Regions from separate parts of the Homo sapiens genome. Here region 2 is linked to region 1. A link is an interaction called in ENCODE POLR2A ChIA-PET data of the cell type or tissue named here. Cell type or tissue: GM12878. All regions are shown on one strand. Each heading gives the region's core, and the rest is flanking DNA. Links, peaks and the distances in the headings are about the cores only.

Region 1 (5,366 bases), core at 74-5,073:
TAATGTCAGTCCTCATCTCTCTCTGCATCCCTCCTTCCTTTCCCTCTGGAGCCACTCATGGAGCCTGGGACTCTCTTCTTCCATCTCTTCAACCAACTGACTCCCATCCTCCAGGTCTCAGCCCCAGTGTCCCCTCCGAGCTGCCCCAACCCTAAACACTGGGCACCACTGTCTAGGGATGGATCTGTCTCCTCCACTGGATGGTAAGCCCTGGGAGGGCAGGGCTGTGTGTAAGAAGGACTCTCGGAGTGCTGTTGAGAACATTAAAATGGGAGTGAGGGTGGGGACTCTGTGCAGGGCTGCTGGTAGAAGGACTCTAGGAAACCCTAGTCCACAGGGGGTTCCTCAGTAGCCCAGGGATACCCAGGTAGTAAGAGGCAGAGCTAGGGACTGGGCCCAGGCCACCTACTCCTGCCTCTGTGCTTACCCCTGTGCCACGCTCCTGCCCAGAGGTCACCATGGCATGGGGCGTGAGAGTGGGAGCCTTTTGGTCTTGGCCTGGCTCAGAAGGCCCACTTCTCGGCCAGGCGCTGTGGCTCACGCCTGTAATCCCAGCACTTTGGGAGGCCAAGGCAGGAGGATCACGAGGTCAGGAGATCGAGACCATCCTGGCTAACACGGTGAAACCCCGTCTCTACTAAAAATACAAAAAATTAGCCGGGTATAGTGGCGGGCGCCTATAGTCCCAGCTGCTCGGGGGGCTAAGGCTGGAGAATGGTGTGAACCTGGGAGGCGGAGCTTGCAGTGAGCGGAGATCGCACCGCTGCACTCCAGCCTGGGCGACAGAGCGAGACTCCATCTCAAAAAAAAAAAAAAAAAGAAGGCCCACTTGTCACCTGCTGTGTGACCTTGAGCACCGGCCTTTCTTCCCTGAGCTTCAGTCCCCAGATTTGGAGACGGGGGTTAATGTAGTTTCCCTGGGCTTGTGAGAGTTCAGTGAAGGGGGACCTGTGTACTAAAGCCCTGCATGGCTCTGGTACATCACGGCCCCCAGTGGGGACAAGCCTCTAAGGCTGTTTAAGCCTTGGCTCTCCTGCCTGTCAAATGGGCACGAGGGAGGGATCAAGCCTGGCTCTGCAGGTGCAGACAGGGCATTTGACCTTGAGCAAGACCTCCATGGCTTGTCTGTAAAATGAGCACCAGATGGTCCTTACTCCCGTGGAGACATGAGGATTCCACAGGTCACGAGGTAAAGTGCAGGGTACAGCTATAGCTCATCTCAAATAAAATCCGACCTCTCCTCCTTGGCCAGATGTCACATCCTGTCACTCCACACTTAGAACATCAGTGTCCAGACCTCACTGTGGCTGCCCGGGGCCCAGGGATCTGTCCCACCAGCCTCCCTGCCTCATCTCTCCTCCCCCTGCCCACTCCACCCAGCTGCCTCAGCTCTCACTGGCCCTCAGACAAGGCTCAACCACCTCTGGGCCTCTGCACCTGCTCTTCTTGCTATCGGAGTGCTCTTCCCTCAGTCTGCTGCTAGTGCCCAGCTTGGGGCTGGAGGGGTGGGTGGGCGGGTGTGTGGAGTCCTGGAGACTGTGGCCGAGAGGACAAGCCCTGAGCTAGGTTGGTTGGGACAGGCAGGAGGGGCAGGCTGAAGAGATGTCTCTGGGCTCAGGGTAGCCCTCAGCTTCCCCATCTGTGAACAGGGAGACTGGGCGTCACCCAGCCCAGGGCCTGTCCTCGCAGGGTTGGAGCACTGCCTCATGCCTCTTCTTCTGTCTCCGCAGCCAAGGACTACGAGAACGCCATCAAGTTCTACAGCCAGGCCATCGAGCTGAACCCCAGCAATGCCATCTACTATGGCAACCGCAGCCTGGCCTACCTGCGCACTGAGTGCTATGGCTACGCGCTGGGAGACGCCACGCGGGCCATTGAGCTGGACAAGAAGTACATCAAGGGTTATTACCGCCGGGCTGCCAGCAACATGGCACTGGGCAAGTTCCGGGCCGCGCTGCGAGACTACGAGACGGTGAGCTGGGGAGTGGGCCAGGCCTGGCACCTGAGCCAGGCAGATACTGAGGGCTGGGCTGGCGGGGACGGGTGTGAGGAGCCATTCACTCCTCTACTTACCACTCAGCCAGCCAGCAAGTGCCTGTGGGGCCTTGGGCCCAGGCCAGAGTACCCAGGCCACAGCTCTGCTCAGCCATCTCACATTTTGTGACCCTGAGCCAGTTACCCCGCCTCGCCACACCTTCCTTTCCATATCCGTGAAATGAGGAGAACAAGAGGATCAGCCTCAAGGGTAGCGGTGAGGAAAAGTGAGCTTTTGCCTTTCACACGAGTAGACCAGTACTTGGCCCGGGGTCAGTGTCCTGTGATGGTTCACCTGATGGTTACTGTCATTGTTAGTGCTGGTGCTGGACAGGAGCCACACAGCCTCTCTTCTTCTGGTGGAGCTTGTCTTTCAGGGGCAGGCAGAAAACCCACCACTGAATAGGTTAGCAGAATAATTGCAGGTGAGGATCTGCACTTTGAAGAAAAGAGGAAGGGCAGTCGGGCACAGTGGCTCACGGCAGTAATCCCAGCACTTTGGGAGGCCAGGGTGAGAGGATTGCTTGAGCCCAGGAGTTTAAGACAAGCCTGGGCCACATAGGGAGGAGACCTCATCTCTACAAAAAATACAAAAATTAGCCAAGCGTGGTGGCACGCACCTTTAGTCCCAGCTACTCAGGAGGCTGAGGCAAGAGGATTACTTGAGCTCAGGAGCTCAAGGCCGCAGTGAGCTATGCTCTCACCACTCCACTCCAGCCTGGGCGACACAGTGAGACCCTGTCTCAAAAAAAAAAACAAGAAGGGTGATATGCTGCCAGGGACAGCAGACAGGATATGTGTGATATGCTGATGAGGGAGGGGACCTAGGGCACAGTGAGAATTCGCTAGTGCCCTCACCCACCTAATGAAAATCCTGACGGTATGAGGCTCTGCAGAGCGAGCACACACCTTCACACCAGGTGTGCTCTGCATCTTCCTTCAGGGAGGCTGGCTGAATCATTACAGCACCCTGGGACGTGGGAACTGGGATTACTCCCCTTGCACAGATGAGGAAACAGTCCCTAAGGGGTGAAGTCACCTGCCCAGTGACCCCCACCTGGTTAGTAGCAGAGCTGGGATTTGAACCCAGGAGGCCTGGCCTCAGGGCCTTATCTCTCCCACCTCAGAGTTCGCTCCCTGAGACGGGGCCGTGCGCTTGTCCTGCGCATGGGGATGGTGCAGCAGGGGGCTTGGTCAGTGTGTGTCGAGAGGATTGTTATCCTGCCCCCCGACACAGACACACTTCACTCCCTCCTTCCCTTGCAACCATCACACTCGGAGCTGCTTGTGTCGTGTAGGGAGGGGCAACCAGGGAGCTGGGAGCCGCGAGTCTGCAGTTGGTCGCGGGGCTGAGAAGCACGAGTCTGCAGTCGGTGGAGCCAGCTCAGACACTGTCCTGGCTGTTGGCCGCTGGCCTGGGGTGGAGGGTGGACTTCAGGCCAGGTGAAGGCTTGAGCTAAGCATGAGTCCAGGGGACACATGTTAGGATGGGGGCAGAGATGTGGCGGGGGGTTAGGGCGACACCTAGAAGGGTGGGGGCAGGGGCAGCAGAGCAGAGGCCTTCCCAGCTTGGGCTCCCAAGCCATTCTTGGCCAAGCCCCTCCCTCATTGTCTCTTCCTGTCCTAATCTAGAAAATGGTGACAAGAGGAGTGGCCGCCTCCGGATGGCTGTGGCTGTGATGACATGGTTGAGTAAAGGTCACGAGCTGCAGGGCTCAGTAATGAGTAACCAAGGACAGTCGGTGTTGGGTTGGGGCAGGGCTCCAGGTGGGAAGGGGGCCTGGGGAGACAGTGGGGCAGAAGAGAGGAGCCCCAAGGACAGGTTTAGGGCAGGGTCTTCATCTCGTGTGGGGCTGCAGGAGCATCTTTCCCCAGGGTAAGGAGCAGGGGCTGCAGGCAGGGTCTTCGTCAAGTGTGGGGCTGCAAGAGTGTCTTTCCCCAGGGTAAGGAGCAGGCTTTTCAAGACTCTGGCCCAGTCTAGGGCCCAACCCCGCATACTCCCAACCCCGCATACTCCCTGAGGCTGGGCTGGTTGGCTTCAGCCATCTTGTGGGTGTGCCACGTCTGAGCTGTGTCCCAGGCCTGGCGGATGGCAGGGAGGGTTGAGGGGGTGGGGAATTCAGAGTCTTTTACAGAATACCCAGCACCTAAATTGTCATGGCCCATTTCCCCATGGGGGCTCTCCCAGCAGCATTGGGGACCCCCACATGAACATGAGGGCTTACCTGTCATCAGGCCATCCATATGCCTGCAGGCCTTCAGCCTTGCTCCTTTCTGCGCAGTTCTTCAGGCTCCATGTGCCCTGGGGCAGTTCATCTTCCCAAGACTCTACCTCCTGCTTGCTGGATGCTAGAGTTTCCTCCTAGACCAGAAGCTCGCCAGGGAAGCAGAGCAAAGACGTGACCTTGGCCTTGGGCGGGGGAGCTCCCCTTAGCCTCGGTTTCCTCAGCGGTCTGCTCACTCTGGGCCCAGCACTGCTGGGAGCCCTTTGTGCACCTGAATTCAGCCTGAATTCAGACTGAGGCCTAGAGAGGAGATGTCCCTCCTCCAAGGTCACCCAGCAGGGAAGTGGCAGAGCTGAGACTTGAACCCCTAGTCCATGCTTGTAACTGTTTCTGGGCCACAATCAGTTGAATAGCTTCAGCACTTTTGTCTTCATCAAACAGAGAATTAAAAACGGTTCATTGTTTGGAGGAAGTGTGTATAAATATTGTTTTGTGGAAATGACTTTTCATTTACACAAGTACAGATGAGTGATGGATGTGATATAAAAATCCCTATTTTACATGTGGGCTGCAGGCAGAGAGTCTGCGGTCACCAGTGCAGGGGCTAGATGGGGCAGGCTCTGGGCTCAGGACGCCTAGGTTCACAGCCAGCTCAGATTGGGTAGCAGCTGCATGGCTCCTAGTGCCTTTTTTCTCAGCCTTAGTGTCCTCATCTGTTAAAGGAGGTGAGAATATAGGAATAACAACCAAAGTGTTTTTTCTTTGTTTTTGTTTTTTGTTTTTTGTTTGAGAGAGAGTCTTGCTCTGTCACCCAGGCTGGAGTGCAGTGGCACAAATCTTGGCTCACTGCAACCTCTGCCTCTTGGGTTCAAGCGATCCTCCCACCTCAGCCTCCCAAGTAGCTGGGACTACAGGCGTGTGCCATCAAGCCCGGGTAATTTGTGTAATTTTTGTGGAGATGGGGTTTCACCATGTTGCCCAGGCTGGTCTCAAACTCCTAGGCTTAAGGAATTTGCCCACCTTAGCCTCCCAAAGGGCTGGGCTTACAAGCATGAGCCATGGCACCCGGCCCCAAAGTGTTTTTTCTATTCTCTCAGTCAACAGTTA
Region 2 (5,366 bases), core at 202-5,201, 1.8 Mb after region 1:
ACGGGGTGGTCAGAAGCTCCCTGGCTGCTCCCACCTCCACAAGGTTCCAGAGAGGCCACCACGCTAAAAAGCTGGTAGGGCCAAGCAGCTGGGCGGCCCACCCCTGCTTCCCAGGACCTCACCTGAGCACTGGTGGTGGCCTGCTCCGGCTGCTTGTCTTCACGGACTCGAATAAACCGAGGGAAGCGAAGGGAGATGCCCTTGTCACTATCCACCTGCGGAAGCGGGATGGAGACTCCTGCGGTCCAGCCCCAGCGACCCCCTGCTCAGTCTCCTCCCTCCTCCACTCTGGACTGTTTCCTGATCCACATGACGGGGCCGAACGATGGGTTGTCATAAGGATTAAACAAGTTGACAAAGTGCTTGGAACAGTACCCGGGCACAGTAAGTGCTCAAGAAATGCTGCCTGTTGGCCGGGTGCGGTGGCTCACCCCTGTAATCCCAGCACTTTGGGAGGCCGAGGCGGGTGGATCACGAGGTCAGGAGATGGAGACTATCCTGGCTAACACGGTGAAACCCCGCCTCTACTAAAAATACAAAAAGAAATTAGCCAGGTGTGGTGGCGGGCGCCTGTAGTCCCAGCTACTCAGGAAGCTGAGGCAGGAGAATGGCGTGAATCCGGGAGGTGGGGAGCTTGCAGTGAGCTGAGATTGCGCCACTGTACTCCAGCCTGGGTGACAGAGCGAGACTCCAACTCAAAAAAAAAAAAAAAAAAATGCCACCTGCTACAGCCGTTACGATAATGACGGTAATTCGGGCTGAGAGGCTGAACTACGGCGCCAGGGTATGGGTTCTAGAATCTGACTGTGGGATTCCAATCCCAGCTCCCAACTCTCAGGAGCCGCGTGATGCAGGGGCAGTTACTCAGGCTCTCTAGGGCTCTACATCCTCACCGTAAAATGGAGATGTTTGTGTCACTACGTCTTACGGATTTTGAGAGGATTAAATGAGTGTCTATGAGTGACACGCTGATGACCACACAGTGCCCACTGCACAGCAAGGGCTGGATACACACCGGCTCCTGTGCCTTGTTACTAAGGGTCCCTGGCTGTCTAACGTGCAGCATGGTAAAACATTTTTAAAAATTAGATCAAAAATGTAAGTTCTTGGCTGGGCATGGTGGCCCACACCTGTAATCCCAGCACTTTGGGAGGCCGAGGTGGGCGGATTGAGGCCAGGTGTTTGTGACCAGCCTAGTCAACATGGTGAAACCCCGTCTCTACAGGCACGGGTCACCATACCCAGCTAATTTTTCTATTTTTTGGTAGAGGTGGGGTTTCACCGTGTTGGTCAGGCTGGTCTTGAACTCCTGACCTCAAGTGATCTGCCTGCCTCGGCCTCCCAAAGTGCTGGGATTACAGGCATGAGCCACTGTGCTTGCCCTGGGAATTCTTTTATTTAAGAAAAGAATTTTCTTTTCTTTTTTTGAGACAGAGTCTTGCTTTGTCACCCAGGATGGAGTACAGTGGTGTGATCTCGGCTCACTGCAACCTCCGCCTCCCAGGTTCAAGCGATTCTCCTGCCTCAGCCTCCTGGGTAGCTGGGACTACAGGCACCCGCCATCACACATGGCTAATTTTTGTATTTTTGGTAGAGATGGGGTTTCACCATGTTGGCCAGGCTGGCCTTGAACTCCTGACCTCAAGTGATCTGCCTGCCTCGGTCTCCCAAAGTGCTGGGATTACAGGCACGAGCCCCCATGCCCGGCCCATTTTTAAAGAAAAAATGTTTTGATCTTTTTATCTGACACTCAAATAAAATGCAAGCTCATCTTCCTGATCCTTACCTGGAAGAGCAGATGTGAGCCAAGGTCCCCTCCCTACTCTGCTCTCTGTGTGCCCGCCCAGAATCCCACACAGGGCCACGGCCAGGTCCTCTGCCACTCACCAGGCCCCGCGCAGCAGGGTAGATGGGAGAGAGGGAGAGGTCAGCGCACTTCACCTCCCACACAGCGCTGGGGTCCAGCCAGTGGTCGGGAATCACAGCGCCATCTATCCGCACGTAAGGGCGTGGGCTGGGCAGCACCAGCGCCTGCAGTGAGCAGAGGAAGAGAGGAACAGAGGGTCTGGAATCTCAAAGTCAAGGCCAAGTGTTGGAGGGCTGGGGAGAGGGAGGAAGGGAAAAAAACAGGCACCCCCTTGAAGTAAACAGAAATAGGAAGTGAAATAAGGGAAAAGAAACAAGACACCCCCTTGAAGTAAACAGAAATAGAAAGAGAAACAGAAAGTGAAAGAAGGGAAAAGAAACAAGACCCCCTTGAAGTAAAAAGTTGAGAAAGGTGGGAGTTGGGAGGAATGGGAGATGGAAAGAAATGAAAGGCCCTGGGGGCTGAGGCAGGACATTAAAGACAAAAAGAGGCAGAGAAAGGGCCAGAGACCTGGAGGAAGGAGACAGAGACACAGTGGGACAGGGACAGAGATGTAGAGAGAGAGGGCAATGGAGAGAGAGAACCAAAGAGTGGGACAGAGATGGTGTCAGGGTCCGTGTGTCCCCACCCACATCTTGTCTTGAATCATAGCTCCCAAAATCCCCATGTGTCGTGGAGGGACCTGGTGGGAGGTAACTGAACGATGGGGGCAGGTTTTTCCCGTGCTGTTCTCGTGATAGTGAGGAAGTCTCACGAGATCTGACGGCTTTATAAAGGGCAGTTCCCCTGCACACGCTCTCTTGCCTGGCGCCATGTAAGATGTGCCTTTGCTCCTCTTTCGCCTTCTGCCATGACTGTGAGGCCTCCCCAGCCGTGTGGAACTGTGAGTCCAGGAAACCTCTCTTTATAAATGATCCTTTTTTTTTTTTTTTTTTTTTTGAGACAGAGTCTCACTCTGTTTCCCAGGCTGGAGTGCAATGGCATGATTTCAGCTCACTGCAACCTCTGCATCCTGGGTTCAAGCAATTCTTCTGCCTCAGCCTCCCAAGTAGCTGGGACCACAGGCATGCGCCACCACGCCCGGCAAGTCTTGGGTTATTTCTTCATAGCAGTATGAGTATGAAAATAAACTAATACAGATCCAATATGTAGGACAGACACTCATGCCTGAAATGCCTGTGACCATGACAACATTCATTCACATTGATCAGGGCTCACAGGCACTTCACAAGGAGCAGCTATGGCACCTGCTGTGTCCTTTGGCTAACCCCTGGTGTGAATGAGGCACAGGGCTTGGGGAGGTGAGGCTGCTTGAGCAGGGTCACCAGCTAGTAGCCGGCAGTGCTGAGACATGAACCTGGAGATGCTGGACTCCAAAGCCAGCTCCACTGCCTGCTGCCCTCCTGCCCACACCTGGAGCCCCAAGATGGTGGAAGCCAAGAGCCCTGCATGGAAGGACTGTGCTGTCAGGGGCAGGGGGGAGAGGGGTGGAGGCTGAGGCGCAGCCGCCATGGCTCACCTTGAGGCTCTGGTGATGCTCCTCCAGCTCCTCATCACTGAAGCCAGTTCCAAGCTGCAGGGAGGAAGCGGGAGGTCAGAGGCTCAGCCAGCCACAGGCCCAGCACTTGCTCCTGCCATCTAAAGCTGTGTACACTCATGGCCCCCACCCCACTCTGGTCTACGCAGTATCCACAGAAAACCAGGGAAGTAGGGAGCTGGGGGTGCGGAGCATCCATCCAGAGACTCCCGGGTGGGAATGTTCTCCCAGCAGGCCTGCCGTGAACCACTCCCTGTCTTCTGCTTTATGGAGAAACTCTTGCTGCTTCCACTGTCTCCCTGGCCCCAGGAAGTCACTCCCTTATGCTCACCCACATCCTCACTGCCCAGTAACTGGCTGTCCTCACTTCCAGTCTTTTTTTTTTTTTTTTTTTTTTTTTTTGAGACAGGGTGTAGCTCTGTTATCCAGGCTGGAGTGCAGTGGTGCAATCTTGGCTCACTGCAACCTCCACCTCCTGGGCTCAAGCAATCCTCCTGCCTCAGCCTCCCAAGTAGCTGGGACCACAGGCATGCACCACCACGCCTGGCTAATTTTTTAAAAAAGTTTTTGTAGAGGTGGGGTCTCACTATGTTGCCCAGGCTGGTCCCGAACTCCTGGGCTCAAGTGATCCTCCCACCTCAGCCTCCCAAAGTGCTGGGATTACAGGCGTGAGTGGCCATGCCCAGCCCATCTCCAATGTTAACACTGCCAAGAGCTTCTTTCACCTACCAAAATAGGAAAGGCTAAAAATTAGCAGTAATGCTGGATGCTGGCAGATACGCAGCAAGTGGGCAATAATCACCAATATAAACGTCACCTGGAAAGCCCCTTTTGCATTGAGAGTCTTAAGGATTCTTTTTGCCTTTTGTCCTGACAATAGCTCATTTAAAAATCTATTCTAAATAATGCAAAATGGTGACAATGTAGATTGGTGGCCAAAACATTTGTGATTTATAAAAGTCACTTCTGTCACTGATCGTTTAGGTTAACGGACACTAAGTAATCACATTACCCATCAGAACAAAGCCGGCAACAACTTCCCCACACAGCCACGGGGAGCTGGTTCAGGACACAGCACTATGTGCTATGGGGCACAGCACTTGAAAACTCTTGTGCGGGCATTCAGGTCCTGTTGCCATATTGCTTAAGGGCATATACAACACTGAAAACAAAGTACTTCCAGGGTAAAAAGGCAGAAAAGAAAATTACTCATAGAGAAGGATCACAACTTTGCAAAAATGTAAATAAAACATTCCCTCAAATGTCACTACTGCGTGTCTCTGGGTGGTACGATTCTAGGTGATATTTTGTTCTGTTTCTGTGGCAAAAGACCCAAATTTGTTGGAGAGGGGAATATAGGAAATACGTAAGAAAATCTAGTCCAAAATGTGCACAGCTTTAAGAAAAACTTTAACTTGAAAAAAAGTAAATCACTTTACATTTCCCAGAATTCCTTGCAGCTAGGGGTGAGCCATGGAGCAAAGTGATGAGCAACAGAACTTGAGCAGAAGGTGTTCACTGGCTGAGGCTGACTCAGGGTCCAACCCCCTTTGCTCTTCCCTGGTGCGTGGAGCAGGCATGGCCATGAGGGCTGGAACTCCTGCAGCCACATTGTGATGATGAGGCCAGAGGCACATGGCAGAAAAAAAAAATGTGGGGACAAAAAAAAATGTGGGGAGAGGAGGAACCTGAATCCCTAATGGCATCAGACTGCCCCCTCCACACTTCTCATTTCATAACAAAAAAATTCTTTTCTTATGTGAGCCACCACTATTTGTAGCTAATCTCAATCTCTCACTGACACACATTCCTGACATCTTTCTATCCCAGCCTGTTTTTCTATATGAAGCAAGAGTTGCTCATAGAACCAGAAAAAGTAAATAAAAACTGGGGAGAACGGATCCTTCACAGGGGGATGTGAGCACCCCTCGGTCTGGGTTGTGCAATAGGAAATACCCCCGG

The links. Peaks named below come from ENCODE experiments on the same cell type or tissue, not always from the same donor. Only the 100,000 strongest peaks of a DNase experiment are listed, where the experiment ranks them.
Region 2: POLR2A ChIA-PET joins it to region 1 with 8 read pairs; 1 of 35 experiments calls an interaction of 5 or more read pairs at or near these places.

The regions. Positions count from the first base shown.
Region 1 is chr19:46,352,018-46,357,383 of GRCh38, forward strand. PPP5C (protein phosphatase 5 catalytic subunit) reads left to right here. Exons shown (of 13, transcript NM_006247.4): 2 at 1,731-1,972. Among named protein-coding and RNA genes, the nearest start is that of PPP5C, 7.6 kb to the left of the region's middle. RefSeq lists silencers at 653-822, 4,837-4,926. In GM12878, for the core only: no CTCF peak of the experiment used is centred there; no DNase peak of the experiment used is centred there; H3K4me3 peaks cover 593 bases; H3K27ac peaks cover 994 bases.
Region 2 is chr19:48,115,751-48,121,116 of GRCh38, forward strand. LIG1 (DNA ligase 1) reads right to left here. Exons shown (of 28, transcript NM_000234.3): 25 at 3,387-3,440; 26 at 1,888-2,031; 27 at 123-215. Among named protein-coding and RNA genes, the nearest start is that of PLA2G4C, 7.6 kb to the left of the region's middle. In GM12878, for the core only: no CTCF peak of the experiment used is centred there; no DNase peak of the experiment used is centred there; H3K27ac peaks cover 799 bases.